Regions from separate parts of the Homo sapiens genome. Here regions 2 and 3 are each linked to region 1. The links are chromatin loops, found by intact Hi-C in ENCODE. Cell type or tissue: A673. All regions are shown on one strand. Links, peaks and the distances in the headings refer to the core of each region. The heading gives the core; the rest is flanking DNA. Region 1 has its middle 59 kb from the start of ADRB1. Region 2 overlaps CASP7 (caspase 7). Region 3 has its middle 58 kb from the start of ADRB1.

What was found. Peaks named below come from ENCODE experiments on the same cell type or tissue, not always from the same donor. Only the 100,000 strongest peaks of a DNase experiment are listed, where the experiment ranks them.
Region 2: it touches region 1 in a loop (5-fold over the local background); 84 of 110 quality-filtered maps call a loop at or near these places.
Region 3: it touches region 1 in a loop (8-fold over the local background); 3 of 110 quality-filtered maps call a loop at or near these places.

What each region holds. Positions count from the first base shown.
Region 1 is chr10:114,097,892-114,108,314 of GRCh38, reverse strand. No RefSeq gene overlaps it. Among named protein-coding and RNA genes, the nearest start is that of ADRB1, 59 kb to the right of the region's middle. In A673, for the core only: a CTCF peak has its summit at 4,782 (motif pointing right); DNase peaks (open chromatin) are centred at 4,824 and 5,874.
Region 2 is chr10:113,700,832-113,711,254 of GRCh38, reverse strand. All of the region lies in intron 2 of CASP7 (caspase 7), which reads right to left. LOC124902505 (a long non-coding RNA gene) reads left to right here. Exons shown (of 2, transcript XR_007062294.1): 2 at 246-574. Among named protein-coding and RNA genes, the nearest start is that of CASP7, 26 kb to the right of the region's middle. In A673, for the core only: a CTCF peak has its summit at 6,016 (motif pointing left); DNase peaks (open chromatin) are centred at 5,044 and 5,994; H3K27ac peaks cover 1,363 bases.
Region 3 is chr10:113,980,838-113,991,260 of GRCh38, reverse strand. No RefSeq gene overlaps it. Among named protein-coding and RNA genes, the nearest start is that of ADRB1, 58 kb to the left of the region's middle. RefSeq lists enhancers at 7,765-7,834, 7,935-8,014. In A673, for the core only: no CTCF peak of the experiment used is centred there; DNase peaks (open chromatin) are centred at 4,780 and 5,710; H3K4me3 peaks cover 1,204 bases; H3K27ac peaks cover 2,500 bases.

The sequences.
Region 1 (10,423 bases), core at 3,498-5,997:
TGAAGAAATGGAACAGAATAGTGTAAATAGAACAAGGGATACCCTGGGCCATTTTGAGAAGACATCTATCAGCCGAGCAAAATACGGCCACGTCAAAGGATGCTCTAGAGGGCTCATGGGCCGCTCTAAGAGATGTGTGTGAGGCCAGAGTTGCCATGGTTATAATCATGGCCTTGAACAGCTAATTTTTTTTTTTTTTGAGACAGAGTCTCACTCTGTTGCCAGGCTGGAGTGCAGTGGCACGATCTCGGCTCACTCCAACCTCCGCCTCCTGGGTTCAGGCAGCCTCAGCCTCCCGAGTAGCTGGTACTACAGGTGCGCACCACCATACCCAGCTAATTCTTGTATTTTTAGTAGAGATGGGGTTTCACCATGTTGAACAGGATGGTCTCGATCTTTTGACCTTGAGATCCGCCTGCCTCAGCCTCCCAAAGTGCTGGGATTACAGGCATGAGCCACTGTGTCTGGCCAACAACTAATTAAAAAAAAAATCAGTGAATATGACAACACTAGCAAACAAATGCCCCCCTGACAAGGGACTAGGAGCAATTTCACGCTTATCTGTCTCTTCTGATGACATACATAAGGGCAGAGACAATGCCTCCTCTCCAGCCATATTAATCCACAGCTGTATTAATGAAAATGGCAGGTTTGGGAAGTTTTTTTCAAAAGAATGATTTTTATTTTTCATTTTATTATTATTTTTTGAGACCGAGTCTTACTTTGTCACCTAGGCTGCAGTGCAGTGACGTGATCTCAGCTCACTCCAACCTCCACCTCTCGGGTTCAAGCGATCTTTGTGCCTCAGCCTCTTGAGTAGCTGGGAGTACAGATGTGAGTCACCAGGCCCAGCTAGTTTTTGTATTTTTAGTAGAGATGGGGTTTCACCATGTTGGCCAGGCTGGTCTCGAACTCCTGACCTCAGGTGATCTGCCGGCCTTGGCCTCCCAAAGTGCTGGGATTACAGGCATGAGCCACCGCACCCGACCAAAAAGAATGATTTTTAGTTATTTAATAAAGTTAGGTCCCTAATTCCTTAGATTGCATACAAGGGGCTCAGCATTTGATTCGAGATCTGGGCTCATAAGCTATAAATCAGGTACTGTTTTAGATAACTTACGTTGATTTATTTTATTCTTGCAAAAAAGAAAAAACCCATTTCAGAGATGAACAAGCTAAATAAGATTAAGCAATGTGTTTGAAGTCATTTGGCTAGAAAGCAGCTAGCTTACTAACCAGAGAGCCAGAATTTGAACTCAGGCTTTCCAACTGTAAGGTTTATGCTCTCAGGCACGACATGAAATTTCTAGTCACCAGGGTCCTCAGCCCTAACACAGTGCCAGGCACAAACAGAATGCACAGTCACCTCTTACTGAATGAGTGAATGAGTTATAAATTATTCAGTTTGCTCCTAACCACTATTTGTCTAAGCAGTTGCAAGATCAATTTACACAGTGCCAAAGGAAAATTAATCCAGGCGTATAACACTATTAAATAGATCTCTGTACTGGTCACATTTTCCCTAGGTAGTTCAGATTAATTTGTGCAGCCCAAGATATAATTTACCCTGCAGATCATTGAAAAAGAATATACTGCGCCCAAATTATTATAATATTAAAAAATGCCATGTATTTTCTTTTAAATTTTTTGGGCACATATTTCTTGCTGGTATGTGAGAGTCTCAAGGAACGCTTTTTGCTCTTTGCCGGTTTTTTAGCAAGCAGGATATGGGAATAGACGTCAACTTTAAGCAAAGACAAAAACTGTCCTGGTAGTGAACTGCCCCTTCATTTTTGGTCATATTTCAGCTGAAAGGAAGCAGAGCTCTGATGTTACATATTAATATGTAGTAGAAAACAACACTATCTTAGGAACCGCTTCAAGTTATATTGTAAATTATATCTTATAAATATAATTTTTATATTTTTAGAAATTTTGTTTTCTGTACTGAAGAGTTCCCTGGTGAGACATTTTGCTAAAAACAATAAGATGTGAAAGATTTTTTGCATTAACTGCTTTGGTTGAGTCATTTGCCAAGAGCCCACTAAAAGCTCTCTGAGCTTCAGTGTTCATTGGCTGGAAAAGGGTTATAGTTTATCATTTTAAAATTCCATTACATATTGTAAAGTAAAGATATTGACTATATAGATCCAAGATTTCAAGGCCAAGTACTAGCCAATTAATTGTCATGGATCAAATATCTGTGAAAGATGCTGTATTAGGGTTCTCTAGAGGGACAGGTCTAATCGAATAGACGTATATAAGAATGGGAGTTTATTAAGGAGAATTGATGCAAGGAAGCCAGTCTGAGTCCCAAAACTTCAAAAGTAGGGAAACTGACAGTGTAGCCTTCAGTCTGTGGCCAAAGGCCTGAAAGCCCCTGGCAAACCACAAGTGTAAGTCCAAGAATCCAAAAGCTAAATAACTTGGAGTCTGATGTGCAAGGGCAGGAAGCATCCAGCATGGAAGAAAGATGAAGGCTGGAAGTCTCAGGAAGTCTGCTCTTTCCATCTACTGCCTGTTTTATTCTAGCTGCACTGGCAGCTGATTAGATGGTGCCCACCCAGATTGAAGGTGGGTCTGCGTCTCCCAGTCCACTGACTCAAAATGTGAATCTCCTTTGTCAACACCCTCACAGACACTCCCAGGAACAATACTATGCATCCTTCAATTCAATCAAGTTGACACTCAATATTAACCATCACAGATGCATAGAAGGAAAAAAGAAATATTCAAGTAGAAATCTATAGACTTAGTTGTTAGAGATGCAAGTAATTACTGCCTTGTATTAGCACATAATCATTAAAATGGAAAATTAAAAAAATCTTATAAACAGCCTCAAATGACATGAGTACAAGTTTTTCTGCAGTATGTTCCCCTTAGTTTTATTAATTTTGACCATTGTCATCACTCTATCCTCAGCTGAGTGTACTTCCTCTAAGTACATAAATTTATATTAGTTTAGCTAATATAAAACTTCCACTACCCAGATGTTTTAACAACTCTTAAAAGAAGAAAAAAGAAAATAAATGTAAAACAAAGAGCACCCTGGGATGATAAGAACATGTAACAGAGTTAGCGACATTAAGCATTAAAACCTTAAGTGGCTTTAAAAAATGGGAGCCATAAAACAATGATTTCCCCCAGGCGCGGTGGCTCACACCTGTAATCCCAGCACTTTGGGAGGCCAAGGCGGGTGGATCACGAGGTCAGGAGTTCGAGACCAGCCTGGCCAACATGGTGAAACCCCGTATCTACTAAAAATACAAAAATTAGCCGGGTGTGGTGACACACACCTGTAATCCCAGCTACTGGGGAGGCTGAGGCAGGAGAATCACTTGGAGGAGAAGGCTGCAATGGCTAAAAGTGTACATTCTGGAATCAGACTGTCTGGTTTGAGTCCTGGCTCCACCATCACTTGATCTAGTTGCTTGACTTTTCTGAGCCTCATTTTCCTCATATGCAAAATGGGGGTGCTAGGAGGCCCCTTCCTCATAATATTGTTGTGAGAGTCAGATGAGATAATGAGGATAAAACCCATTTTGTACCTGATCACATAGTGCCAGAACTGAACACGTTAGCTATTAATATGGTTTGGCTCTGTGTCTCCACCCAAATCTTACCTTGAATTGTAACAGTCCCCACGTATCGTGGGAGGGACCTGGTAGGAGGTAACTGAATAATGGGGGTGGGGCTTTCCTGTGCTGTTCTCATGATACTGAGTAAGTCTCGCAAGATCTGATGGTTTCATAAAGGGCAGTTCCCCTGTACATGCGCTCTCTTGCCTACCACCATGTGAGACATGATGTTGCTCCTCCTTTGCCATGATTGTGAGGTCGCCCCAGCCATGTGGAATTGTGAGTCAATTAAACCTCTTTCCTTTATTTTTATTTATTTATTTTTTTCAAGATGGAGTCTTGCTCCATCACCCAGGCTAGAGCGCCGTGGTGCAATCTCGGCTCACTGCAACCTCCGCCTCCGGGGTTCAAGTAATTCTCCTGCCTCAGCCTCCTGAGTAGCTGGGATTACAGGTACCCACCACCACACCCAACTAATTTTTGTAGTTTTAGTAGAGACAGGGTTTCACCATGTTGGCCAGGCTGGTCTCGAACTCCTGACCTTGTGATCCACCCTCAGCCTCCCAAAGTGCTGGGATTCCAAGTGTGAGCCACCACACCTGGCCAAACTCTTTCCTTTATAAGTTACCCAGCCTTAGGTATGTCTTTATTAGCAGCATGAGAACCGACTAATACAGCTATTGTAATGGGAGAGAGTTCAGAACCCCAGCCCTGAACATGGTTCTTCAAGGGCTGAGGACATTGCAAGATCCTGAGCACTAGGCAAGGACCAACCGTGCAAATGGTGTGATGTGATGAAAGACGTGGTCTTATCCTTATAAAAGCATTCCAAAAGAAGTACAAATAGTAAAGGCACAGTGATGCGCTGATCATGGAACTCCTCATCTCCAGCACTGAAGATGGCAAGGAATTTTCTTACATGTGTACGTGTAGTTTTGGCACTGTAGATGACATTAGTATGAAGAAACAAGCTGTCACCTGCCACAAAAGATCAGGCAAAGCAGTTTCTGGTCATCACCCAATGTACCAAAACAGATTCAAAGTTAGTTCTTATTAATATTCTTCTCCCTGACGAACCTAATGATGGATTTTTAAAAATGTATTTGAGTAAAAAAATAAAAATAATTTATAAAGTCTAAGTCTAGCAGATTAGGCCTCCCTGACGTAGTTGCTCCTAGAAAATGTGTGAGTTAAGTTTATGCTCTAAATGCCACTAGATGGCGGATGAATATTATTAAACCACCCAATCTTCACAGACAAGTTCTGGGAACGACACGCTTTCCTTCTCATCATCCTGCCCTGTCTGCAGGATCCTGGGAGGTCTCTCCTGTAACTCCAGCTTTTTTCAGTCCTTGTCTTTCCAGTGTCAGGTGAAAGGCAGATACTCAACCCCTAGAAGAGTCTACGACCCTGGATGGCAGGCACTAGCTTAATCCAACATATGATGAGTATGATTTTACTGTGGTCCAAACTCCTAATGCAGAAAATATCAAAAGCTTTCCAACCTTTGAAAATTTTATTTCTAAGTCTTTCAGAGCCAGACATTTGGAAGAAAGGGCAACGTCCTTGCAGGCATTTTGCAGAGCACTTGTTAGAGAGGATGTGCCCGGTGTTCTGTGATGCCACCTTCCTGCCGCACATCAGCCAGATGCACGTCTCAACCTCCCCACTCCCAAACGGGCAAACAACTCCACTGCTACCTAAATCTTTAACTTCTTAATTTCAGAAATCGGCCGGGCGTGGTGGCTCACGCCTGTAATCCCAGCACTTTGGGAGGCCGAGGTGGGTGGATCACGAGGTCAGGAGATCGAGACCATCCTGGCTAACATGGTGAAACCCTCTCTCTACTAAAAATACAAAAAATTAGCCGGGCGTGGTGGCGGGTGCCTGTAGTCCCAGCTACTCGGGAGGCTGAGGCAGGAGAATCGCTTGAACCTGGGAGGTGGAGCTTGCCAGTGAGCCCGAGATCGTGCCACTGCCACTCCAGCCCTGGGGGACAGAGCAAGACTCTGTCTAAAAAAAAAAAAAAAAAAAAAAAAAAGAAAGAAAGAAAGAAAAGAAAAAGATATTAATTGGTTCTTTTGGGGGGAGGCAGATGGGGAGATATTGAACATAATTGCTGGCACTCCAAAATTTGGGAGGCTAGTTTGGACTATACTTGAGTGATCTTATCAAAGGATCTAATTTTTTTTTAGTTCTTTAAAAATAAGGTTCTGAATTTGAGCTGCCTCAGCTGTATCCTCTCTGGAGAGAGTTGATAATGGGATTGCTCAAGCAGTCTTGTAAACAGAGAAGTGTCCTCCTGGAAAAAGAGCTGGGCTTTCATGTCATGTCACCACAGGAAGCAGAAACCCAGCACGTTTTGCTTTATGGTTTAAGATTTTGTTACATTCAATGTAATTTGCTAACTACGACAAAACTACCCCCCCCCCCCATTGTTTATAATTATCTAACTAATCATTCTTTTTTTTTTTTTTTTTTTTGAGACGGAGTCTCGCTCTGTCGCCCAGGCTGGAGTGCAGTGGCGGGATCTCGGCTCACTGCAAGCTCCGCCTCCCGGGTTCACGCCATTCTCCTGCCTCAGCCTCCCAAGTAGCTGGGACTACAGGCGCCCGCCACTACGCCCGGCTAATTTTTTGTATTTTTAGTAGAGACGGGGTTTCACCGTTTTAGCCGGGATGGTCTCGATCTCCTGACCTCGTGATCCGCCCGCCTCGGCCTCCCAAAGTGCTGGGATTACAGGCGTGAGCCACCGCGCCCGGCCAATCATTCTTATTTCTGGAGAAAAACCAAAGGTAGCTAATGCCAAGGCCCCTGGTTTAAGAACCAAGTCCCCTCTCCCATTTCCACACGGTAGATGCTGATTCCAGATTGCAGCTGGACCTGCTGACCTGAGAGAGTGCCCGTGGTCTGGAAAGGATCCATGTGAGGGAGACAGGACAAGGACCTTACAGTCTGAGAGAACACAGTATGGCGATGACAGGGAGCAGGGATCCCGGGTGGTACGCGAGGAAGGGACTGTCCTGTGGTGGATGCTGTTCCTCTTACGTGTACCCTAAGCCACCGTCAATTCCTAGCCCTGTGTGGGTGTCGGGAGCTGCTCAGGGTCTCCCCTCTGACAGAGGTATGATGTTCTCACTGATGAGCCACTGGCCTTTGCTGTCAGCTGAGACGTTGGCAAAGCACCTCCTCCTCACCCAGCCCCTCTGCAAGTGGTGGCCATGTGGCCACATGGCTTTCTGGTAAAGGATCTATTTCTTGGCTTGGCGAAGAAGGAGGGAGAGAAGCATTTTCCTGCTTCCAGATGAAGTCAACACAATCATTTCCTTCTTCCCTCCCCACTCTGCAGGCCGGGAGCTGGGCGCTTTCTCTCTCTGGCTTCCTGGAAAGGGTTATTGGAAACGGGGCCGTACGTGAATCAAAGGATGCAGAGCGAGGAGGGAACCGAGCCTGCCACGGTCAGGGGCGGCGCGAGGCGGGGAGCCCAGGCTCTGCGGAGGGAAAAGCCGGGCGCGGAGGAGCTTCACCCTCTTTTCGGAGCCCTGTCATTTATTTGTCCCAGTGTCTGAGCAGAGCTTTGAACGGTGCCGTCGAAGTGGAAAGCGAGCTGGGAAGAGCTCCCGTTTGGAGCTTCCAGCCGCTTCGTTCCGACTGCAGCTGCCAGCCCCTGTGGCTTCCCAGCTTATCACTGGCTGCGGTTTCCCACGGCGTGAACCACGGCCCTGACCTTCTGTTTCCGTCCAGAGCCCACGCTTCACTGGCTTTTAGGATTTTCCGAGGGATCGCCTGTCTCCGTCGGCGCCCCTGTCCTCCCCGCCTCCTCCTTCTGCTCCGGGTCCCTGGCAGCTCTGGGATGCGGAGCCAGGCTTCCCTCCTCCCTGAGAACTCCGGTCCCCTCTCATGTCGTTCTCTCCCTCTGTAGGTGCGTTTCTGGCTTGATAGGGAATTTTTCTCACGGAGCCACTTCCACGTGGAGTAGGAGAATTTTTACTTTTGTGGCTGAGTACGTTTCTGGAGCTTGGATAATAATACTGGGACATATCTAGCAATGTGCAGACTTGCTTTTCACGGTGAGTGAAAAGTACGACTTTTACTATTAAGAACTCTGTTGTGCTGCGTTAAGAGCTGGAACTGAGTCCTCATTTGAGGACTGTTAGGAAGATGGACAATCACCCACCATTCCCCGGGAACCACATCCGATGCGTGCACGTTACCGTGCCTGTCTGGAGACCAGCGGACTTCAATTCGCCTTACTTCAAAGGTCACTGGGAGGGAAGGTTGGGTGCCTCACTCATGGTCTGACATATCTGAGTCACACATCTCCCAAGCCACCATGTCACAGCCCGGGTGGGGCACCAGCCTCTCCACTCAGCATGAGGATTACAGGTTTGAAGTTGGCTTTTGTTGACACAATTGGAACCATTGCCAATTGTTTATATTTTGATAAGGATCTAACAATCATCTTGAAAACCACAAAGATGGTGATCATGAAGACACAAAGGCATATTTCTAATGAATTCAAGTTCATGTATGTTATCTAAATCAATGAGTAGGAAATTGAATTCTCAAAACACTGAGGTTTTGGTCTTGGAGCTGGGCAGGGTGCGAAATCATCATCTAGGGCGGTCGTTCGGCGGAACCTGGCTCAGAACACAGAATGTGGCCATCTGGCGGTTGCACATATGGATTACGTCTCTGTCACTTTCAGCAGTTACTATTACTTTTTTCTTTAGACAGTCTTGCTCTGTCGCCCAGGCAAGATCAGGGGCGTGATCTTAACTCAACAATCTCTGCCTCCTGGGTTCAAGCAATTCTCCTGCCTCAGCCTCCCAAGTAGCTGGGATTACACACCTATGCCACCATGTCTGGCTAATTTTTGTATTTTTAGTAGAGGCAGGGTTTCGTCATGTTGGCTGGGCTGGTCTTGAACTCCTGACCTCAGGTGATCCGCCCACCTCGGCCTCCCAAAGTGCTGGGATTACAGGCGTGAACCACTGCACCCAGCCCAGCAGTTAGTATTTTAACCAAGTAGTGCCTAATCTCTGCTCCCCTGATAAACTCAGCAGCGACCCCCTGCCCTGTATCCCACGCTACTCCACTTCCAGCAGGGACAAAAGCGTTTTCCAGCCCTTTCAGCAAGGGGGAGTGCTCTGCCCAGAATAGAGCTTCACTCCTCGGCCACCCATTCCCCAGCCATCCAGCACTGAGGGACTCTTGTTCCCACTGCTTTGAGAAATGTCCCCTGAGAGGTCAGACCCAGTTTGGACACTGCAAGCCTTCCTTCCCGAGGCAGGGAGGAAAAGGTGAAATGGCCCCATAATGCAAAACATTGCTCACACCCAGGTTTCACTTCCTGGTCAGAACGCAAAGCAAAACCACCTGCTCCAACTCAGTCTCTGGAAGGGTCCCTGGGAAGCAGGGAAAGGAGAAACAGTAGAATTAAAAAGTAGGCCTCCTGGCCCAGTGCAGGGGCTCACACCTGTATTCCCTGCACTTTGGGAGGCCGACGTGGGCAGATCACTTGAGGTCAGGAGTTCAAGACCAGCCTGGCCAACGTGGTGAAACCCCATCTCTACTAAAAATACAAAAAATTAGCCAGGTGTGGTGGTGGGTGCCTGTAATCCCAACTACTCGGGAGGCTGAGGCAGGAGAATTGCTTGAACCCAGGAGGTGGAGGTTGCAGTGAGCCGAGATTGTGCCACTGTACTCCAGCCTGGGTGACAGAGCCAGACTCCCCCTCAAAAAAAAAAACAAAAACAAAAACAAAGTGGGCCTCCTGTGGGTGAGCAGAGTCCCTTCTGGCTTGGGTGGGGAGGGGAGAAGATGCGCTTTTGTTAAACCCACAGGAAATAAGTCAAGGTCAAAAAGCTGTTTGAATTGGAGTCAGATCTATCTGAAGAAGTCTAATTTGTGTCAGAATCTTTGTCATTCTCTGCCTGTTGCTCAAATAGGGCATGTGATTATTGAACAAATCACGAGAGATAAGGAGGGCTGTTTCAGCTTTCCCTGGAGGTGGGGTGAGGGTCATAAGGAGTGGGGACTGGGGACCATGTATTATTTCCCAGTGCTGCCTAGGATCGAAGAAACAGTTTGTTGTAAATATTAATTGAATCAATGTTGCCTGAAATTAAAGGAACATTATAATTCGTGCCTGTGTGTATAACCCTCAGGCAATTAAACGGTGTAGAAGTCAGTCAGTCAGAGGCCCACTATGCAATAGCAGCTGTGAGGCAGTGTTTCCCCACCTAAATAAATTGTTTTATTTGATAAAGAATTTTCAAGCTGGATGCGGTGGCTCATGCCTATAATCCCAGCACTTTGGGAGGCCAAGGTGGGAGTATTGCTTGAACCCAGGAGCTCAAGACCAGCTTGGGCAACATGGCAAGACCCTGTCTCTACAAAAAATAAATAAAATAAAATAGCCAGGCATGGTGGCACGTGCCTGTGGTCCCAGCTACACAAGAGGCTATGGTGGGAGGATCGCTTGAACCCAGGAAGTTTTGGCTGCAGTGAGCTGTGATCATGCCACTGCACTCCAGCCTGGGTGACAGAGAGAGACCCTGTCTCCAAAAACAAAAAAAAAAAAAAAAAAGGAATTTTCAAACTGGGGCATATGGACAAAAGTTCACTCTTCTTACTGGGTGTGAGACCTCAGGTGAGTTACTTAACCTCTTTGAGCCTGTATTAGTTTGCTAGGACTGCCATAACAAAAGATCACAGACCGAGTGGTTTAAACAACAGAAAGTATTTTCTTACAGTGCTGGAGGCCAGACATCGGACATCAAGGTGTCAGCAGGTTTGCTTTCTCCCGAGGCCTTTCTCCTTGGCTTGCAGATGGCCACTTT
Region 2 (10,423 bases), core at 4,457-6,956, 400 kb after region 1:
AACTGCTATTGGACAGAAGAAAGGGCCTCAAGGGCTCCCAGGAGATTGTGCTAATTAATTAGCCAATGGCACAAAGAAGGCAACAGTCCATAGCTCAGTCCAGCAGGTTCTCCCAGGGGTGGGAGCTGGGGAGGGAAAAAGAAGGAAAATAAAATGCTTTCAAAGGTCCAGATTAGAAACTTCTTCAGCTGGCAATCATCCCCAAAGACATGATTTTCTAAAAGTGGCTGTTGTTGTTTCTCCAGGTTCCTAGGACCTCACTGCAGAAGATGCTGAAGCATGTGAGAACTGCTGTACCCCGCCAAACGGAGGGGCAGGAGGAAAAGGCCACTGAGATTCTTTCAAGTCCAGATCAACGGGTATGAGTCTTTCTTCCGAAGCTGATGAACGACACAAACGGTGGAGGAACCACTTCAGATATTTTTTAAGTCACCATGAAGAAGTATGAATATTTTTATAGGCTTATGCTTTACAAATTGAATTAACAATCATTATCCCACTGATTCTGCAAAGTACAGATGAGAGGCAAAGAAAGACAAGGCAAATAAAACTGGCCAGGGTAGTTTTTCCTCCAGAGTTTGTCGCTTCCCATTCTATCCATCCTCCTCTTTTTCCTCTCTTTGCTAACTGCTGATGCAACTACCTTTACTTTGGCCCCGTTTATATTCGGAAGACTTTTACTAAGATTACTTTGCGAAGAAACATAGGATTCTTGTTTTGGAACCTGCCATTAAGTGCAAAGTCCAAGATAAACCAGAGCAGTGAATTGAAAGTTCTAAATCCGCTTAAAAGCTTCTGTGTTCCACAATTCACTGCAGATTTAAAAAAAGAAACCTGGCTACTAAATCACTATGCTTAGAGCCAGACAAGCAAGATCACAACACACTACAATATCTTGGTAGAATGACTTATTAAGTGCACTTAAGTGTACACTAAAATGCAAAGGAAAGTTAACACAGCAGGTTGAACCCAGTGCTTCCTAACCATCCCATCTCTTTCTTCATGTTGAGCTTCTTCGCCAGTATGGGCAAGTACCACTATCTTCATTTCCAGATGTGTTCAGATAAGCATAAATCTCTGCTAGGAACACAAATAATGCCAGCATCAACTATCAGGAAGGAACCAGAGTGTCCTAACTTCTTAGGTAGAGAGCCATTTCCTGCAACTTCTAATTTCACAGTGTGAGGTCAACTCAGTCATTTTCACTACAACAGTCAAGAGTCAAAAAATTATAACCAAGCTCTCATGATTATTTAGATAAAAAGACATCCTTGAAGAGCCTACAGCAACTTGTATCAGAAAACGTTATAGGATAAAAATATTCTGCCTACTTTACAAAGAAGTGAAAAACCTTAGAAAGAGTACAATGGATTTTTACAATCCACTCCGGGTGCAAGTGTAATTTTCCCCATCACTGGAGTGGATAAATACAGGTTTTATCCTCTTATGGATCCCCTGGGCTACTCAAAATGTGAATTATGCCTTTCTATATTTGGAAAGGAATATAAGCATGCAAGAAGCCCACTGCGATTAATTTTCTAAAGCATCACCATGAATAGGATTCCCAGTAGCTCTATCTGCCTGCAGACATTCATCAGCATGAAAGTAAACACACCACCAGGCTCACATTTCCCCAGAGCTGTTTCATTCGGAACTAGAGCTCTGGTTTTCGTAGCCACTTTGTCTAAATATTTTTGGGATGATTCATTCATGGTCTCAACATCTCAACAGAGGGCATCCCCACAGTCCTAACATATTAAGGCACAGAGCAAGACAGAGAAGAAAAGAAAGAGTGCAGGTAGTAGTACCTAGTGTCTCCATCTGAAAACAGTCCCCTCTGCATCAGAACTAGGCTGTGCTCTGCGACGACAGGAAGTGAGTTTCCTTCTTCTCTGTAATAATAAAAACTCAACATGCTCGGAGCTCAGCAGGGGATAGAAGACTGGCACAGGCTGCCTGGCCCTGAAGGCCTGTGACTGAATCAGCAGTGAACTGCACGCTGGAGTTTTCCACAGGACCATTCAAACTCGGGCTGGGAAGGTCACACTGGCCTCTCCCTTCTCTGCTGACCGGCAGAAATGCCCCGGCTCCCCATTGTAGCATCCCCCAACCCTGGGATGGCTCCTGTGGAAAAAAGCAACTGTCTGTGAGCGTGGGGTCCAAAGGAAAAAAGAAAACAAAATTTCCATAAACATGCAGCCAGGAGCACAATCTTTAAGAGTGAAAAATTGGGAACGACAGGGGAATAGCTAAGCAAGAGACAGAGTATCAACAGAACAAACCATCATACAGTTCAAGTTGATGAGCATCACACATGGTCAACCCACCGAAGTCCCAAATCTACACCAGGCTGCAAAACGGCACTCACATGACGGCAAAACATGTCAAACTATATGTAAGTTAATCAACAAAAACAGGAAGTGAGTGTGTGGTGAATTAAAGAGTTCAAGTTCATTAGGTTATGTTTTTCCTTTAAAGGTACTCAAGTGAATAAAAATAATAGGAGACCACGGAAGCATACCAAAGCCCTTCATTTTTAAATGAGGCATACAAACATTTTTCAATGATCTTGCATAAAGTGAACGATCCAGGAGTTGCTGTATTTCCCCATCTCAACCCTCCAAATGCAACAAGGAAAATGCAAACACATAAAAACCAAACACTTATAAAGTGAACGGCTCAGCAACGCTTTTCTCCATTTCTTGGTTCAGGACCACAGTCTAGAAAGGGTATGAAGCTGATACAATGAGGTTATGACACCTGCTACCCTGCACAAGCCTCTTGATCACCTGCCATCCTCAGGTCTGTGAACAGGAGAGAAAATTCGCTCTATACATTTTTTTCTCTGAAAGTCAGTTGCAAAAATATAAACATGGGGAAGCAAACTCAGTTTAAAAGAGGCTAAGGAGAAGAATAGATCCCCCTCCCCAAAACATACCAACCTCCACATTTCCCTCTTTCCCCTAAAAAAAAAAAACAAAAAAACAAAACCAGTAGGGTCCCTGACAATAAAAATTGACAAATGACTTTAAAACAAATCATCCAGGGGGTAGAAAAGGCTGAATTGTCTTTAAATAGCCTAATAGACTGAATGGAGGATACAATACGTCTGTATTACGGCTGCAGGGTCCAGCATTAGAACAGCTAACATACTTCAGTCCTTAATCACTCCACCCATCTTTTCCCCTTAAAACTGACCATTGGCGGGCAGGGTGGCTCACGCCCATAATCCCAGCACTTTGGGAGGCTGAGGCAGGCAGATTACCTGATGTCAGGAGTTTGAGACCAGTCTAGCCAACATGGTGAAACCCTGTCTCTACTAAAAATACAAAAAAATTAGCCAGGAGTGGTGGCACGCGCCTATAATCCCAGCTACTCGGGAGGCTGAGGCACGAGAATTGCTTGAACCTGGGAGGTGGAGGTTGCAGGGAGGTGAGATCACACCACTGCACTCCAGCCTGGGCAACAGAGTGAGACTCTGTCTCAAAACAAAACAAACAAAATTCTCATCATCACAGATCCTTGAGAGAAAGAAAACCAGCAGCTCAGGGGTTAAACATGCAATGCCACGCTCACATTTCCTGTCTGTGATCACATGTTCATGTGAGAAGCAACTGGTTATGTTTTCATAGTACTTTTCTATTACTAGGCTTAATTTTTCTCTGCTAATAGTGTTCTAGGTTTCTATTACTGTGAAAAGCTGATGATTTACCTTACCTTTTCACTTTAATTTATCCCCTCTAGAAGAGCAATAACTGAAAAGAACTGGAGGTATCCCACACATGCAGAAGCTACAGCTTTGCAGTTTCTAGACCTCTGCCCACGTTTTGGTGTCCTGTGCTTGCTGCTCCTGAAACGTACACTTGGCCCTCTTCACTGGAAAGCCCACTGCTCGCCCTGCTGGGACAGCGTCCCTATGCCATCCGTCCGCCGCTGGAAAGCCCATGGCTCGCCCTGCTGGGACAGCTGTCCCTATGCCATCCCTCCGCCACTGGAAAGCCCACTGCTCGCCCTGCTGGGACAGCTGTCCCTATACCATCCCTCTGCCAAAGTGAAGCAGAGAAGAAGCCGTGTACACGAAGAAAATTTGCTGACCCACTTGGGTGGAAGGAAAAAAGCACTCTGTGGGTGGATTAATGTGGATGAACAGCCTGGTGCCACCAAAGTCGTGGGTGCCACCTGACGCTGGGGGGAAGCACTGGACAAGTTAGGCCTGTGTCTCGGTCCTGGTCCTCTTGGGTGGCTACGTATCACCTCTCTGGTCTTCCTTTCCTTGATCATAATGAAGGGAATTAGGTAAGTTCTCCCAGTGTTAAAATCATGATTCTATGATTTCTTCCTCAGCAGGCACATTCAGGTAATTCAGGAAGCTGACGGTTACTCTGATTCTCATAACAATCCCGTGGGCAGAGATCAATATCTCTATTATGCAGATAAGGAAGCTGAGGCACAGGAAGGTCACGTGACTTGCTATAGTCCCTCAAATAGTAAGTGGGAGGAAGGGCCAGGATCTGAACCCCGGTTGTCTGACTCAACTTTGCTACTTCTATTATTTTACATAGTGTCATCACTGCTTCAAATACAGCATTAAATCTTTATCATTCTCTATGTACAAATTTGGGAGACAGGCATCCAATTTTCTGGAAGCTGAATTTGAATCCTTCCTTTATTGAAAAGTAAACGCCCTGCATAAATTTCAATGTTCATATTTTCTTTAGTGGGCCCAGATCTGGCCCCTTTCAATCAATGGGCATCATGGCACAATTTTTGCTTAACTTGGAATGTATTCTTTGGAATGAATTAAGGTCTGCCTTCTTTGTTCTTGTCTCTAATTCCAAAGCATTGCGTCTTCTAAAACAGTTTTTTAACCCCTCTCCAAATGAAAAAGGATGCCACTTGAATCTTCCTTATAATTATACAAATAACACATTTTTTATAGGGATGTGTTTACATATCTTCACTCACTGGTGAAGAAGCCCAAGATGCCTCCAGGAGAGAGAATTATAACCAAGTGGCATTTATTAACCACCCTCCAGGGGGCAAAGGCTGGAAAACAGAGATGATGCCAAGGGTAAAACCCATGTGATCCGAGCCAGTGCCTGGAAAATAGGGAGTTTAGCAAATGTTGAGAATAGATCTTTTCTCCTGCTCTCTTCCACTGGGAAACCAGAAGGGTAAACAAACTCCTCAGCAGAGACACACGAGACTCCACGGAGGCCCAGGGGTAATCTGAGACTGCGGGAAACCTGTTTTCCCCTTTTTTTCCTTTTCTTGAATTCTGACCTTGAGCAGAGCTCAGAAGGGAGCCTCTGATTTCTCAGGTTCCTAGGAGAGAATATCTTCTAGGCTGCTGGCCAGGGCTTGGTCTTGGACCTACAATGGCTCCTTGTGGCCTATGCTATTAAGACCTAACTCACCCTGTCCAGCAGATTTTGCCCACTTTCCTAGGCAGAAGCCACATCGGTGGCCTTGCCTGACCATCATCTCCACCCTGGCCCTGAGGTTCCACCGGTCCCCTGATACCCCCCCTGCTTTTCCTGACAACTCAAGTTTCAGCTCCTCCTCCAGTCCTTCCTTATCCTTCCCTCCTCAACCTCCCACAGCTCCAAGGCTATGTCCTACAATTCAGCAATTAGTTATTATTTTCTGTAGCTGTGCCTAGGCATTTGGTTAAAACTTTGACTTTATATCCAGGGCAAGGACTATAGGGTTATATTTACATCAAGACAGAACCCTGTTCAAGTGCAAGGAGGACCCTAGACCCTGTTCTATAAACTGTGGTTCATAATGAATATGGACTGGCCCCACAATGATTTCCTCTAAATAACTAAAAATCTGAATGCTTTACAAATTTTAAGATATTTGGATTTTTTTTGTGCTTTTCTGTGTTTTCCAAATGTTCTTCAATAATCAGAAAATTACAAAATCACTAAATATTTTTTTAAAGAACAGGCTGGATTTTTAGTGCCTATGGACTGGAAATAAAACGATGCTGTCCTGCCATCTAGTGGCTGTGAGGCAAAAAAAAAGGCCAAGACAAGTCTAGGGGCTTGAAACTGTTAGTATTTGAAACCTGAGTCCCACCCTGGCTTTTTGGGGAAGGGGATATTTCTTTCTGCAACCCAGGATCCTTCATGTCTCCAGGGGAGGGCAGGTGAGCAGTCTGGTCCTTGATTAGAGTCAGGTCAGAGATGCTACTGCCTCCTCCACTGCCTAACAGTGATTCTGAGCTCCTTAGAGAAGGGAGCTGGAATAGGGTGGGATGGGATGGGAGGGAAGGTTGTAGGGGTGTGGGGGGGGGGCGGAGCACCTTCAGCTACAACGAACATCCAGAGGAGCCAGTGGCACTCCCATGCATCGCACCCCACATCTGTCATTGGGTCACATGGTGCTCCTGAAACTGCAGAGAGGACCTCGGGATACTTACTGTTTATTTTAATGACGTCAACATCAGTCATGCTATGAAAAAGGTAGAGTGGACCAGAATGTAGACCCTCCAGGCTTATTTATCTTTCCAAAGAACTTAAAGCTGAGGGGTGGGGGGGACATACCACAGACCACATCTATTTTTGCAAAATAAAAGGTCTTTTAGGCAGAAGTCTTCCAGCAAGGTACTCAAAAACTTTCCCAGGGGTGCACAGTCTTAAGGGAAGAATAAATGGCCAGGTCCTCAACTGCCACTTGTATTTTTTTCTAAAACTGGTCTGTCAGAGATACCACTTTTCCCTTGCCCATTCTCCCATCTCCCACTGTGTAAAAGAAGGGCAGACTTTCTCACCCACCCTGAACCTCACTTACAGGGTGATGAAACCTCCAGGTCATCCACAAAGAGACAAACAAGATGTATCTGTGAGTCTCCTTGAATCAGGCACTGTGGTGGGCTTCTTACTTATACATGAGTCTGATAAAGGGGAAGTATGTCACTAGTAATGGGGGTACGTGGGACCACACTGGGCTGTTCCAAATTCAAATATAGGCACAACTCAGATATACCGTCGGCTCAGTTTCAGACCACCACAGGAAAGCAAATATTGCAATAAATGGAGTCGCCTGACTTTTTTGGTTTCCCAGTGGGTAGAAAAGTTATGTTCACACTGTACTCCAGTCTGAGTATACGCAACAGCATTATGTCCAAAAAATACATATCTTAATTAAAACATACTTTATTGCTAAAAAATGCTAACAATCATTTGAGCCTTCAGTGGGTTGTAACTGTTGGGCTGGTGGAGGATCTGGCCTCAGCACTGATGCCTGCTGATTAATCTGGTGGTGGCTGCCGAAAATTAGGGTGGCTGTGACAATTTCTTAAAATAAGACAGCAATGAAGTTCGCTGCATCAAATGATTCTTCCTTTTATGAACAATTTCTCTGTAGCATACCATTCTGTTTGATAGCATTTTATTCACAGTACAACTTCATTCAAAATTCAAGTCAACAGAAAGGTGATTGTCCCCTCGCCTGTCACGCAATGCATGTTCCTGGCGAACCTGGCACTAAACCATTCAAAGATGACCTGCTTCTGGGTTGGGGTTTCGTATGTAGCAGAGCAGCTCCCTCACTGCGATCTATTGAAAGTCAGCCCTCAACGAAAGTGTTCGTTAAAAAAAAAAAAAAAAAAAAAAAAGGAAAAAGTTTAAAAGAAAACAAACAAAAAAAGAGTTAAAACACATACAAAATTCATGTCAATCCTCTCAAACTCTGTGGCTGCTTTACCAACTAAGTTTATGTAATATTCTAAATGTATATTTCAAAAATGTATCAGCACATTCACCAGCAGTAGATTCCATCTCAAGAAACCACTTACTTGGCTTATTCATAAGAAGAAACTCCTTATCTGTTCAAGTTTTATCATAAGATTGCAGCAATTCAGCCACATCTTCAGGTCTACTTCTAATTCTAGTTCTCTTGCTATTTCCACCATGATTGGCACACCTGCAGTTACTTCCTCCATTGAAGGAAGTCTTGAACCCATCAAAGTCATCCATGAGGGTTGGAATCAACTTCTTCCAAACTCCTATTAATGTTCAGACATCCTCCCATAAATCGCAAATGTTCTTACTGGCATCTAGAATGGTGCATCCTTTCCAGAAGGTTTTCAATTAACTGCCCAGATCCATCAGCGGTAACACTATAGCTATAATGTTATTCCCAACATTATTTATGGCAACTATAGCCTTATAAAATGTATTTCTGAAATAATATTTCTCAAATAGTAAGACATTATTTCTTAAGTAATAAGACTTGGAAGTTGAAATTACTCCTTGATCTATGAGCTGCAGAATGGATGTTTTAGCAGGCATAAAAACATTAATCTCCTTCTGCATCTTCACCAGAGCTCCTGGGTGACCAGGTGCAATGTCAATGAAAGGAATCTTATTTTAATGAGCAGTAGGTCTCAACAGTGTGCTTAAAATATCCAGTAAACCATGCTATAAACAGGTGTCATCCAGGCTTTGTTCTTCCATTTATAGGGCACAGAAAGAGTATAGATTTAGCATAATTCTTAAGGATTTTCAGACTGGTCAATGAGCATTGGCTTCGGCTTAAAGTCACCAGTCTGCCTAACAAGAGAGTCAAGCATCCTTATAAAGCACTGAAGTCAGGCATTGACTTCTCTTCTCTAGCTAGGACAATCTTAGATGGCATCTTCTTCCTATAGAAGGCTGCTTTGTCTACATTGAGAATCTGTTGTTTAGTGTAGCCACTCTCACCAATGATCTTAGCTAGATCTTCTGGATAATTTGCTGTAGCTTCTACATCAGCACTTGCTGCTTCATGTTGAACTTCTATTTTATGGAGAAGGCTTCTTTCCTTAAACCTCATGGATCAACCATTGCTAGCTTCAAACTTTTCTTTTGCAGCTTTCTCACCTCTCTCAGCCTTCAAAGAACTGCAGAGTTAGGGCCTTGCTCTGGCTTAGGCTTTAGCTTAAGAAAAAGTTGGGGCTGGTTTGATCTTCTATCCAGACCACTCAAACTTTCTCCAAGTCAGCAATAATTAGCAATAATGTTATTATCCGTGTGTTCACTGGAATAGCACTTTTAATTTCCTTCAAGAACTTTTCCTTTGCATTCACAACTTGGCTGTTTGGCACAGGAGGCCTAGCTTTCAGCCTGTCTTGGCTTCAACATGCCTTCACTAAGTTGAATCACTTCTAGCTTTTGATTTAAAGTGACAGACATATCACTCTTCCTTTCAATAGACACCTAGAGGCCATTGTAGGGCTATTAATTGGCCCAATTTCAATATTGCCTCAGGGAATAGGGAGGCCCAAGGAGAAGGAGAGAGACAGGAATGGCCAGTGGGTGGAACAGTCAGAACACACTTAACATTTATCATTTAAGTCTGCTGTCTTATACAGGTGTGCTTTGTGGCACCCCAAAGCAATTACAATAGTAACATCAAAGATCACTCATCACATTTACAGAGATTATCCTGGATTTGAACAACGACAACAAAAAAGATTACTGATCACAGATCATAGTAACAGATATAACACTAATTAAAAAACTTAAAATGTTGTGAGAATTACCAAAATGTAACATAGAGATACAAAGTGAGCATATGCTGTTGGAAAAATGGAGCCAATAGGTTTGCAGGGTTGCCACAAACCTTCCATTTATTAAAAATGCAATATCTGGGCCAGGTGTGGTGGCTCATGCCTGTAATCCCAGCACTTTGGGAGGCCAAGCGGGGGGTGGATCACTTAAGGTCAGGAGTTCAAGACCAGCCTGGGAAACATGGCAAAATCCTGTCTTTACTAAAATACATATAAAAATTAGCTAGGCGTGGTGGCATACGCCTGTAGTCTGGCTACTTGGGAGGCTGAGGCAGGAGAATCGCTTGTACCTGGGAGGCGGAGGCTGCAGTGAGCCAAGATCACACCACTGCACTCCAGCCTGGACAACAGAGTGAGACTCTGTCTCAAAAAAAAAAAAAAAAGAAAGAAAGAAAAGCAGTATCTGCAAAGCACAGTAAAACAAAGTATGCTTGTATATACTGAAAAATGTGTTAAAATATATATATATAATAGAATGAAATGGAAGTGATGATGGTTCTTATTTAATGTCTTTGCCTTTTTCGTTCCCTTATTTCCAAAGATTTTTTATTATTGAGCTGGAGTCCTATGTATTGGTCTGTTCTCAAACTGCTATGAAGATGCTACCTGAGATTGGGTAATTTATAAAGAAAAGAGGTTTAATTGACTCACAGTTCCACATGGCTGGGGAAGCATGGTGGAAGGGGGAGCAGACATGTCTTACATGGCAGCAGGAGAGACAGAGTGTGTGTAGGAGGAACCGTCAAACACATAAAACCATCAGATCTCATGAGAACTCACTATCACCAGAACAGCATGGGGGAACCACCCCCATGATCCAGTCACCTCCCACCGGGTCTCTCCCTCAACACGTAGGGATTATGG
Region 3 (10,423 bases), core at 4,306-6,805, 120 kb after region 1:
GGAGCCACAGGAGCCACGCATGCCACAATTATGGTTTTCAGCAGTTGTGCTCTCATCATTGTGGTTGGGCAGAGAGGCTTAGAACATGTACAGAAGAGAATGATTCTGAGCCTGCCAAGTGCTAAAATGCAAGGAAGCAGTTTAAAGCAGCCTCAGGGAGAAGAACCAGACCCTTCCCTGGCTCCCATGAAACTGGCTGAGACAGAAACCACTGGACTTTATTCTGTGTTTTAAAATTCTATATGCTTTACTTTCATTTCTTCTAGAATTTTCTGCTGTGCTTTCACTGCTATTTTCCAAAGGCATGAAAATAAAATCACTGGTTGACAACAAAGAAGCCACCTAAAACTTTGGTTCTGACCAACATGTGATCTAGACGAGAGCTTCTCAAGCTCACAGGCACATGAATCCCCTGAGGATCTGGTTCAAATGCAGATTTTAATCCAGTAGCTCCAGGGTGGGACCTGAGATTCTGCATTTCTGACAAGCTCCTGGGTGGTGCAAAGCTGCTGGACTGCGGGCCACCTGGGTCTACCAACACCATGTCTATGGTTCGGAGTCATGATGGGATAAGGACAATGGAACACCCGAGACAGGACAAGAGGCATATGTCAGTGACCAGGAGAGAAACAGCCTTTCTTTTCCCTCTGCTCTTCCCAAGGCTGCAGTTTGTGCTCCTGTAACTGGGTCTGATCTGCTGATGTTCATTCTCACCCTTGGCAGGCACCCTGGTCCCCTAGAATATTCCCATCCTTCAAGGAGGGAGCCATGTTTCCGAGACCCTTTACCTTTAGTAAGAAGAGCAGCTCTGAGTTCCAATATAGAATTTGATTTTTTTCTCGAACCAAAGTTGTATGGCCTTGGCCTGGGAAGGAATTACTCTCCTTATATTGCACAAGAGGAGATATGATTTATAATAGGCCTGATTGTTTCCTTGTTTATTCTTCACAACAAATCTGCAAGGAGTTCTTTCTATCTCCATTTATAGATGGGGGATACTGAGGCTCCAAGAGCAATCAGGTGACAAGTCCTAGGTCACGCAGCTGATCATCTGCAGAGCTGACTCAACAGACTGAGTTCTTTCTATCACATCTCACTGCCTTTCACTTATGCAGTTATTTAAAAAGCTTGGGGCTTGCCTGGATTTCAGACACTCTGAAATCCATTATTTCTGACCCCACTACCAAACAGAGTGACCCTAAATTGCTAAAGAAAAGAGATGAGTCTTTAAGTACCAGGCAAGATTTATTAAATAGACCAGTGGATTTACCCTAATGAACTTTTTGAATTTCGAGGGTAAAGAAAAAAAAGCATTGTAAGCATCCAGGAAAATTATTACAAATGAATAAATATCAGTGTGAATTTATAATTTTCCTGCATTACATGAAACAAAAGAAGCAACTGAACAACATCCACATAATTTGGGAAAAAATGCTTATGAACTACTATTTCTACATTCAGCCGAGTAATGGTCACACACACTCAGATATTCTAGACCTCAGAAAGTCAACCACTTACCTGCCCTGCTGAAAAAGTTACTCAAAGAACTGACCAGAAGCAGTCAAATGACAGATGAAGTAAAAAAATCACTTAAGAATGGGAAGGACACACAGAATAAGTGTATAGGTCTTAAACTATGAAACCAGTTAAATATAAGTAAATCCAAATAATTATTGCTAATATGGTTATAAAAATTAAGTAAATATTAAAATAATTATTGAAAGAGAACATATACATTATTAGTAACAGTAATTTAATCCAAAAATTCCACATTGATCAAACCAGAGCTGAGAATGGTTGGAAGAAGAAGAAAGTAAGTAATATACTAAATATAATATTTTACATAAGAGAAAGGTAATAGGTATTATTTCATTCTTGTCATTACTAATTAGAGAAAAATGAATTTAAATGAATCTTAACCAGTAACATAGTTAGAGAGGATACATTGCACTTTTTCAAAATGTTAGAAGGAAAAAAAATAAAACATTATCAGAAAGAAAAATATACCTCAACATGTCCAGACGTTGCTCCTAAATAATGGAATGATGTGTGATTTTATTTTCTTTTTACTTTTTTGTTTATAATGTAATAAACATGCATCATTTTGTAATGTAAAAATAAAACTATAAAACTATTATAAGAAAAATGTGCTCCTTTTAAAAAACTACATATAGATCTAATACTGTACACAGTTCATCACACTGAATAGCCGTGCTAACTAGATTTTTTTCCTTTTTGGTCATCTGTAGTCCCAGCATGAAATTTACCTGTTTCAAAGTCTCAGATGTGGGAATGAATAATTGATATATCTGGAACCTTCTATGAATATATCAGATGGCCTTTACTTTTGCAAATAGCATCAGATGGAGGGAAAAATTAATTACCTTACCTTGAGAGCTGTGATCACCCAACCACCCAGACAGAACCTTCTCCTTTAAGCACTTCATTTTTAGCTCTTTGAAAGTCATAATTACCATCATCACTACCATCATCATCATTATCGTCATCAACACCATCATCATCATCATCGTATATGTTTGCTGAACAACTATTATGTGCCAGGCTAGGTACCTAATATCTTTCATACATGCTCTCCTGTTAATTCTCACTACAACTCTATGAGGTGAGAATGCTTGTCCTCTTCTTAGAGCTGAGGAGACAGGCTCAGAAAAGTTTAAGTTGCCTGACTGATGATTGATGATTGATGGCTGATGACGACTTACAGTGATTTTTAAAAAGTATGAACATTTTATTTCAGTAATACAACAGACACTACTCACTTTTGGACATTAGAGGAAAGAAAGAAAATGTCCAATTCCACTGCCCCCACAGAGCTGTACAACACAGCATTTCATTATATTACTGTGATTCATTCATTCTTTCACTGGAATATTTAACAAATACATGGTACCCCATTCTGGGGAGGCATAACCCTAGGAACTATGAGGTCTGCACAGACCAAAAGGGTGAGTTTTCTAGACAAATTTAGGAGAGGATAAGACAAAGATAACTATCATGCAAGTCAAAAATGGCAAATGTGCTAAAAACAAATGCAAAATGCTATGAGAGCTCAAAGAAGTGACTACCCCTAGGGGGTGAACCTGGTTGAGGGACATCTTCACAGAAGATACCGTGTTTATTCCCTGAACTGAGTAGTGACCCAGTATACTTCAGGTGCAGGAAACAAGAGAGGTTACAAGGCTCGCAGAGGGAACTGCAAAAACTCCAATCTGACTGGAGGGAGGTGCAGCCATGGGCAAAGAGGGAAGGGTGATTGTGCAAGGGGGCCCTAAATGACTCATCAGAGGCTTTAAACCTTATACAAAAGGTGCTGGGGATAAGTTGTGACAAAGTAGGATATGATCACTGTTGTGTTTTAGAGAGAGTAACTTACCAATGTTAGGGGGTGCAGGGGAGATTGGATAAAATGAAGAGTAGGAAATGGGATCTAGGGAGGTTGAGGGTCAGCTCTGCACACTGAATGAATGGAAAAGCACAGGCAAGACCAGCCCTGCATTCTAAGCCTGGGTAACCAAAACCCTCACAATGGCCTAGATGGCCTGCCACTCTAGGGTCCTGTATTAGTCTGTTCTCATGCTGCTTATAAAGACATACCTGAGGCTAGGTAATCTATAAAGAAAAAGAGGTTTAATGGACTCATTTCCATGTGGCTGAGGAGGCCTCACAATCATGGTGGAAGGTGAAAGTCACATCTTACATGGCGGCAGGCAAGGAGAGAATGAGAACCAAGCGAAAGGGGTTTCCCCTTATAAAACCATCAGATGTCATGCAACTTATTCACTACCAAAAGAACAGTATGGGGGAAGCCGCCCACATGATTCAATTATCTCCCACAGGTCCCTCCCACAACATGTGGTAATTATGGGAGCTACAATTCAAGATGAGATTTGGATGGGGACACAGCCAAACCACACAGGGTCCTCACTACCCTCAGATCTCCTTTCCTTCTTTCCTCCCCCTTGCTCCCTTGACTCCAGTAGCATGGTTTCTTCCAACTCCAAACACTGGACATCCCCAGCCATGAGGTCTCTTGGCTTACAAGCCCTTCCCAATGTATTTGCATGGTTTGAGCTCTTGCCCCCTTCAAATCTTTGCTCTCGTGTCCCCTTCTTGCTGAGGTCACGTAACACCACTATATATTTGACTTCCTTTCTCATTAGAATGTTGGCTCCATGGAGATGGGTTTTGTCTGGTTTGTCCATTTTGGCATCTCACGGCTGGCACAGGGTAAGTGCTCACTGAATATTTGTTCAGTGGTGATGGTGACATGGATGAAACCTGGGGCATCAAGGAAGAGAGCTGGCACGGGCAGCAGGAGAAATGAGGGTTTTGGTCCAGAGCATTTGTTCTTAGGTGTTGGTGGGGGGCAGGCAACTGGGAGTGAGGAGCCGGGTTCCGCCTGGGAGCCTGGGATTGGGAGCTGTTCACATGGAGACAGACATAGAGATAACTTGTATCTGGAGGGCAATGAGAAAGCACTGTGGGTACAGCTCCAGAGGGACAGGATAGGAACCAGGAATATCGGGTTTTGTAAATCAAGAAGAGAACATTTCAAGACATAGATAATCAAATGTGACTCGCACTGCAGAGCCATCAAAGAGAATGCCAAGGAGGCTTGGGAGTAAGGAGAGGCCATTTGGAGGTCACTCGTGTCCTTTCAGTCGGGTGGCATAGGCAGAGACCAGGCCACATTAGGATGTTAGCTCCATAAAGATGGGTTTTGCCTGGTTTGTCCACTGCAGCATCCCGCAGTTGGCACAGGGTTTTGAGTGTTGAGATGTGGCTGAGGTGGGATGTACTGTAAGTGCAGAAAGCACATGGGACTGTGAAGACTTAGAAAAATTAGGAAAAGCGGATGCAATATATCTTATTAATATTCTTTCTATTGAGTGCACGTTGAAATGATAATTTCATTTCAAACATTAATGGTTACATTAATTATTAAATAATTATTAAAGGTGACATTAGGATATATTAGGTTAAATGAAATATGTTATTAAACGTAGTTTTACTTTCTTCTGGTTTTTAATTTTTTTAATGTGATTACTAGAAACTTTATAATTACACACGTCTCCCATCATATTTCTATTGGACAGAGCCGGCCTTGTCTGCCAGGGATTAATATTTACCAGCATATATTCATGTATACTCTCTCTTCTTCTCTCCCTCTTTTCCTTCCTTCCTTCCTTCCTTCCTTCCTTCCTTCCCTCCCTCCCTCCCTCCTTCCTTCCTTCCTTCCTTCCTTCCCTCCTTCCTTCCCTTCCTTCCTTTCCTTCCTTCCTCTCTCTCTGTCCCTGTCTCTCTCTCCTGCCTCTGTCTCTTTCTAGAAACAAATGTCTTTGGCCAGCTACATTGTTTTCTGAATGGACACCTGAGTAGTTAATCTTCCATTCTCAGTAAAAATAGATGCTTTTCATATCAAATCATCAAGTTGCTTTAGCATTAAGCTGCCTGGAACTATATTAAAGTCAGTGATAAGCAGTCCATTAGCTGTACCAAGCTCTTAGGCTCCCTGGGAGCAAAAGAAACTGCATAAATGAAGTTTCTTCTACACTAAGCAGCAAATAAATGAAGGCCTTTGAAGAAACCACCTACGTGAAGTCCTGGAATTGTAATTACCCAACCCTCCAATTTGGCAAACAGAGGTTTTCTTACAATATAACCATCTCCCCAGTAATGGGCCCTCCCAGTAGGAGGTAGCGAGACTGTGGGTTGCATGGCGCCAAGACAAAGACGTTTACTGATTTGGACACTTGAACCGCTGCTTAAGAAGGAAATTCCCAGTGTTCATCTTGGCTGGGGTCAGGAATTGTTCTTGGGCCCTGTGAGGTCAGGCTTTAGCCTTTATGTATCTGCTAGTGGTGCAATGAACTTGCTTACTTTTCAGAAAAAGAAAAAGACACTTAAGTTTCTTCTACTCCCTTCTGATTTCTACAAAAAAAAAAAAAAAAAAGTTCAGTATTAAAATACAAAGACCAGAGCGACCTTTTTCTCAAGCTAATGAAAGGAAAGACGTTCCTTATTCAAATATTTATTAAGGAACTTGGGGTTACCTCTGATCGTTAACATTTTCTAATCAAGGAGCAGTGAAAATAAAAACAAGATTAATTGATGCTGTCTTAGGTTTGCAAGGCTCCAATCTTGGCTGAAGGACAAAGAAAGAATTATAGAAGATCCCCAAGGAATGGTCTCTTCTAAAAAGAAGGAACCTATTTTACAGCCTGAATCTTAGCTGGGAAGCAAGACTCACTTCAACATTGACAATGTCATGTTCCAAGTGAGGCAGAGTAGAGGTCAGAGTTTTCGCTGGCTGAAAACTGATCATTTTCATGCCAAGCTGTTGAATGATTCTGGCCATTTCAATATGGCTGGGTTCCTTGGAGAAGACGCTGAGAAGAGGATTCCTGTGCTAATGATTGATGCAGAAAATCCTCTAGGAGCTTGGGGAGCAGGATAAGGAAGGGGAAGAAGCTAAGCACAGGTTCCATCTCCAGCCAAGTCTCAACCTAGGCTCAACCCCACAGGGGAGCTCTGGAATGTAAATTAAACCTTAGAGTCAGTTCGTACTTGAGGCAGGGGAGCTGGCCTTTCAGCCCCAGGCTGTGGTCAGTCATTGGTTAAGGGTCAACCTGGGCAAGGTGAGCTTCCAGGCGCCCACCCCCACCAGCTGTCTATGAGCATGGGCAAAGTGGCTCGGGTCACCCAGGAGAGTTTTCCTCAAGAAACCAGGTGTTGGGCACACGAGGGAGATTGGTGGTATCTGGGTGTGGCACCATCAATGTCTGCTGCATCGTAAGTTTGACCTGGACAAAATCTTCATGTCTGCGGCTATTCCATTTATCTGCCTTCTAGAGCTCCCCACCGTGAGATCTGGGTTGGGATAGGTAGTGGGAATTTGCTGATTTTGGTTGCCCAATTTCAATTCCCCATTTTAATCATTGTAATTTAATTATTAAAGCAATTTAGCAATATTAAAGTAATAGTAATTTCAGGAAACTCTTCTCTTTCTTGGTCTGTATCTGTTGGCAGAGATGATCAACACAGACCCCGGAGACGGGTGTATATGTCAAATTCTAGGCAATCAGCACATTCCTCTCTCTCTGGCCCAGTGACTGGTTCAGGGATGGTGCCTTGGCCAGCAGTCAGATACAAGGAATTACTCTGGCAGTTTTTAATCAGAAAGGTATTCAACACAAAGCAACAGGTGCTCATGAAATCACTGGAAGGACTGAAGGAGCAGGCTCTGGCTGGGTTTCCTGAAAGATGCCCATTGCCCACCAGTGATCAAACAAGAAGGCAGAGAGTGAGGAGGCCCCCACTAGAACCCCTGTATTCAAGAATACATCCAGTTGCTACAGGCTAGGGTTCTGAAGCTTTTCAACATCTGAGAAGCTAGAGACTGGACACTGAAACAACCGTCCTGGGCCAGGAGCCACAGCAAGAAAAGAGTGCCTCTCTCACGGCTGTCTTTCAAATCTCACCCTACCACATCCTGTGGCTGGGACCTGATGTGCTTGCAGAACCCCAGCTTAGAGGGAGGCTGTGGATGTATATTTCAGTTTTCCAGCCTTTGCAGTATACGGAAGCCCCAGAAGGAGGTCAGAGTGGGCTCTGTGGGCCAGCTCACCATGTCCCCTACCCTAGATGGGCACATAGCCCAACTCAAGCTACAGGGGTCAGGGCAGGACTTTGGTCTGGCTAACGAGGGGAAGGGAAGCCCTCTTTGTTTCCTGCTGGATGTGAACATGAGAGGAAGTAGGTTTGGAGCTGCTGGAAGCCATCTTGACATCATATAAGGTCTAAGAATGAGACTAGTACGTAGCAGAGGACAGAACCAGTTTGAGAGACCTACAGAGGCAAAGAGAGGGGAGGTGACTTATTTCAGATCATCTAACGGTGTGGGCGGAGGTGGATCTAGAACACCAATTGCCTGACTCCCAGGCTATGCCTTTCCCCACCATGCAGCCCCTGCCTCTGCTTAGAACCTGTGGTCGCTTTGCTCTGGTCAGCAGCACTCCTAGCAGCCACGGAAGGGTTTCAGAATCCCTCTTTATTAAATAAAGTAGCTGACTGATCTGACCCCTCCCAGCAAGTGGAGCTGCCTGTAGATGGGGCCTTAGCAGAAAAGCGCTCAGAACACATTTTTGCAGCAGACCTGGTGGAGCTAGGGTGTGTATGAATAACTTATAGCTGGAGCCTGCCCCGAGGAGCTCAGCACTAGCTTTGAAAACACCCTAGGGGTTCTCTCCGAGTGGCACAGTGAAATGTGGCCACACCGGTTCAGGCTATTTTAAGCTTCAGAAACCAAGAGAGGTGAGGGGGGGTGAACCAGTGGGCTCTGAGGGCAGTTGAGTTCCAGGCAGCTTTCTCTGTGCCTCCAAGGTCATCTTGGGCCCTTCCCCTGTCACTGGGACCTTGCCTTCCTCTTCTCTCTTCCTTCTGAAAGGATGGGAAGGAAGGGCCCTTCTGACTTCAGGGGGCTGAGCCAAGAAGGAGCCAGAGTGGGAGGGGCTGGAGCACCTGGTCCTGTGGACTCAGTTCAGGCAGTGAAAAGGCAAAAGCATTGCCAGCCAGATCCTGAGCAATATCTTCACACTTATTTATTATATTTATCTTATTGAATCCCCTTAATAATTCTTTGAGGTAGGTAAAACCATTCTCTCCATCTGTCACAGGAAAAAATAGAGGTGCAGAGAAAGTAAGTAGCCTGCCCAAGGTCATACAGCACAGCTGGGGTTTCAAACCAGGTGGGTCCAAACTCCTAACTACTATGCTGTGTGGCCTCAAAACCCAACAATAATCAGAGCTAACTTCACTACATATACACTACTTCCTATTCCTCCCAACTGCTCTAGAAGTTCCATGGCATAAGCCCCAATCTTCAGATTAGGAAACTGAAGCTCAAAGAGCTTAGAAAGTCTGCCCAAGGACATACAAGTGAAACACAGCCGCAGTTCCAGGACTTGAACCCACTTCTCTCGCCATGGCCTGGGTTCTTACTGTTGTATTGTGAACAGATTTTTAGTGTTCTGAAACAATTTCACATCTTTTCATAGGACACCAACTTCAATCCCCTCTTCATTTTACACTGCAGAAACTAAGGTTCTAAAAGTTTAGATGGCTTGTCCAAGGTCACACAACTAATGGCTAGATGGGCTAGAACCCAGACTATGGACTTTTCAGCAGTGTGTTAACAAACTTTTCTTTCCCATGGATTTACATTAGAATTTCAGGGATATTTTATCTTCCTTTCTAGCTAATCTTCATTTCACAGTGGCTTCCACGACTTTGGCTTTGGGTTTCTCTGTATGTTTGCCTTATCCTCTGTCAAATAGTTAATGATCTGTAATGCACAAAGAGGAGACTGAGGTAGGGTACCTGTAATTGCAGCAGATATTTCTATTAGGAATATCCTCCTTTTCAAAACCTGGACCTTCCTGTAATACAGTGTTGACACCAGAATCCTTTGCCACTGAACCACACTGTAATACATAGGCCCCACCATTGTGTCACTCATAATCCTTTGCCACTGAACTACACTGTAATACGTAGGCCCCACCATTGTGTCACCCATAATCCTTTGCTACTAAACTACACTGTAATATTATACAGGCCACACCATTGTGTCACCCATAATCCTTTGCCACTGAACTACATTGTAATACACTGGCCCCACCATTATGCCACTCATAATCCTTTGCCACTGAACCACACTGTAATATGTAGGCCCCACCATTATGTCACCCATAATCCTTTGCCAATGAAGTCCTAAGCACAGCTGCACTAAGACACAACAAATTCTGGTAGGTACTGCTTTATACTTTCCTTGTAGACACTTGTTTGGGGCCTGGAAAGGGTAAAGCAGTGAGAGAGACAAAAAGCCAAAAGGGGGAACCAATAGACACTCGATGTGACTTGCTTTTTCTTGAGTACTTTAGATGATACCATTTTAAATATGGTCACAAGGATGGCCAGAAGTCACATTTTCATTCCTTGATTTACCCTCATCCTTTCAGTAAATCAACAAATATTCATTAAAGCTTCTCTCTGTGCCAAGCACTATCAAAGCCAGGCACTGAGGGTACAGCAATGATCAAATTGGGTCTGTCCTCTTGGAGTGCACAGTCTACTGAGAGAGACAAAAATGTGGATTCCCAGCTCCACAGCTGTGTGCTATCACAAGGACAGGGTCAGTGAAGAACAAAGTATGTGGCCATTGGCTCCTGCTTGGGTGGGAAGCGTGCTATGCTTGAACTTTATGGAGGCCCAGGAGGTGGCCCAGCAGCTCCTCAATGGTGGGTGGGTGGTGGTGGGTGGAGGGGCATTTCAGGCAAAGGGAATGTTACATGAAGGCCTGTGGCTGGAATAAGCTATGAGGGTGGAGGATGGATAGGTGGGTGAG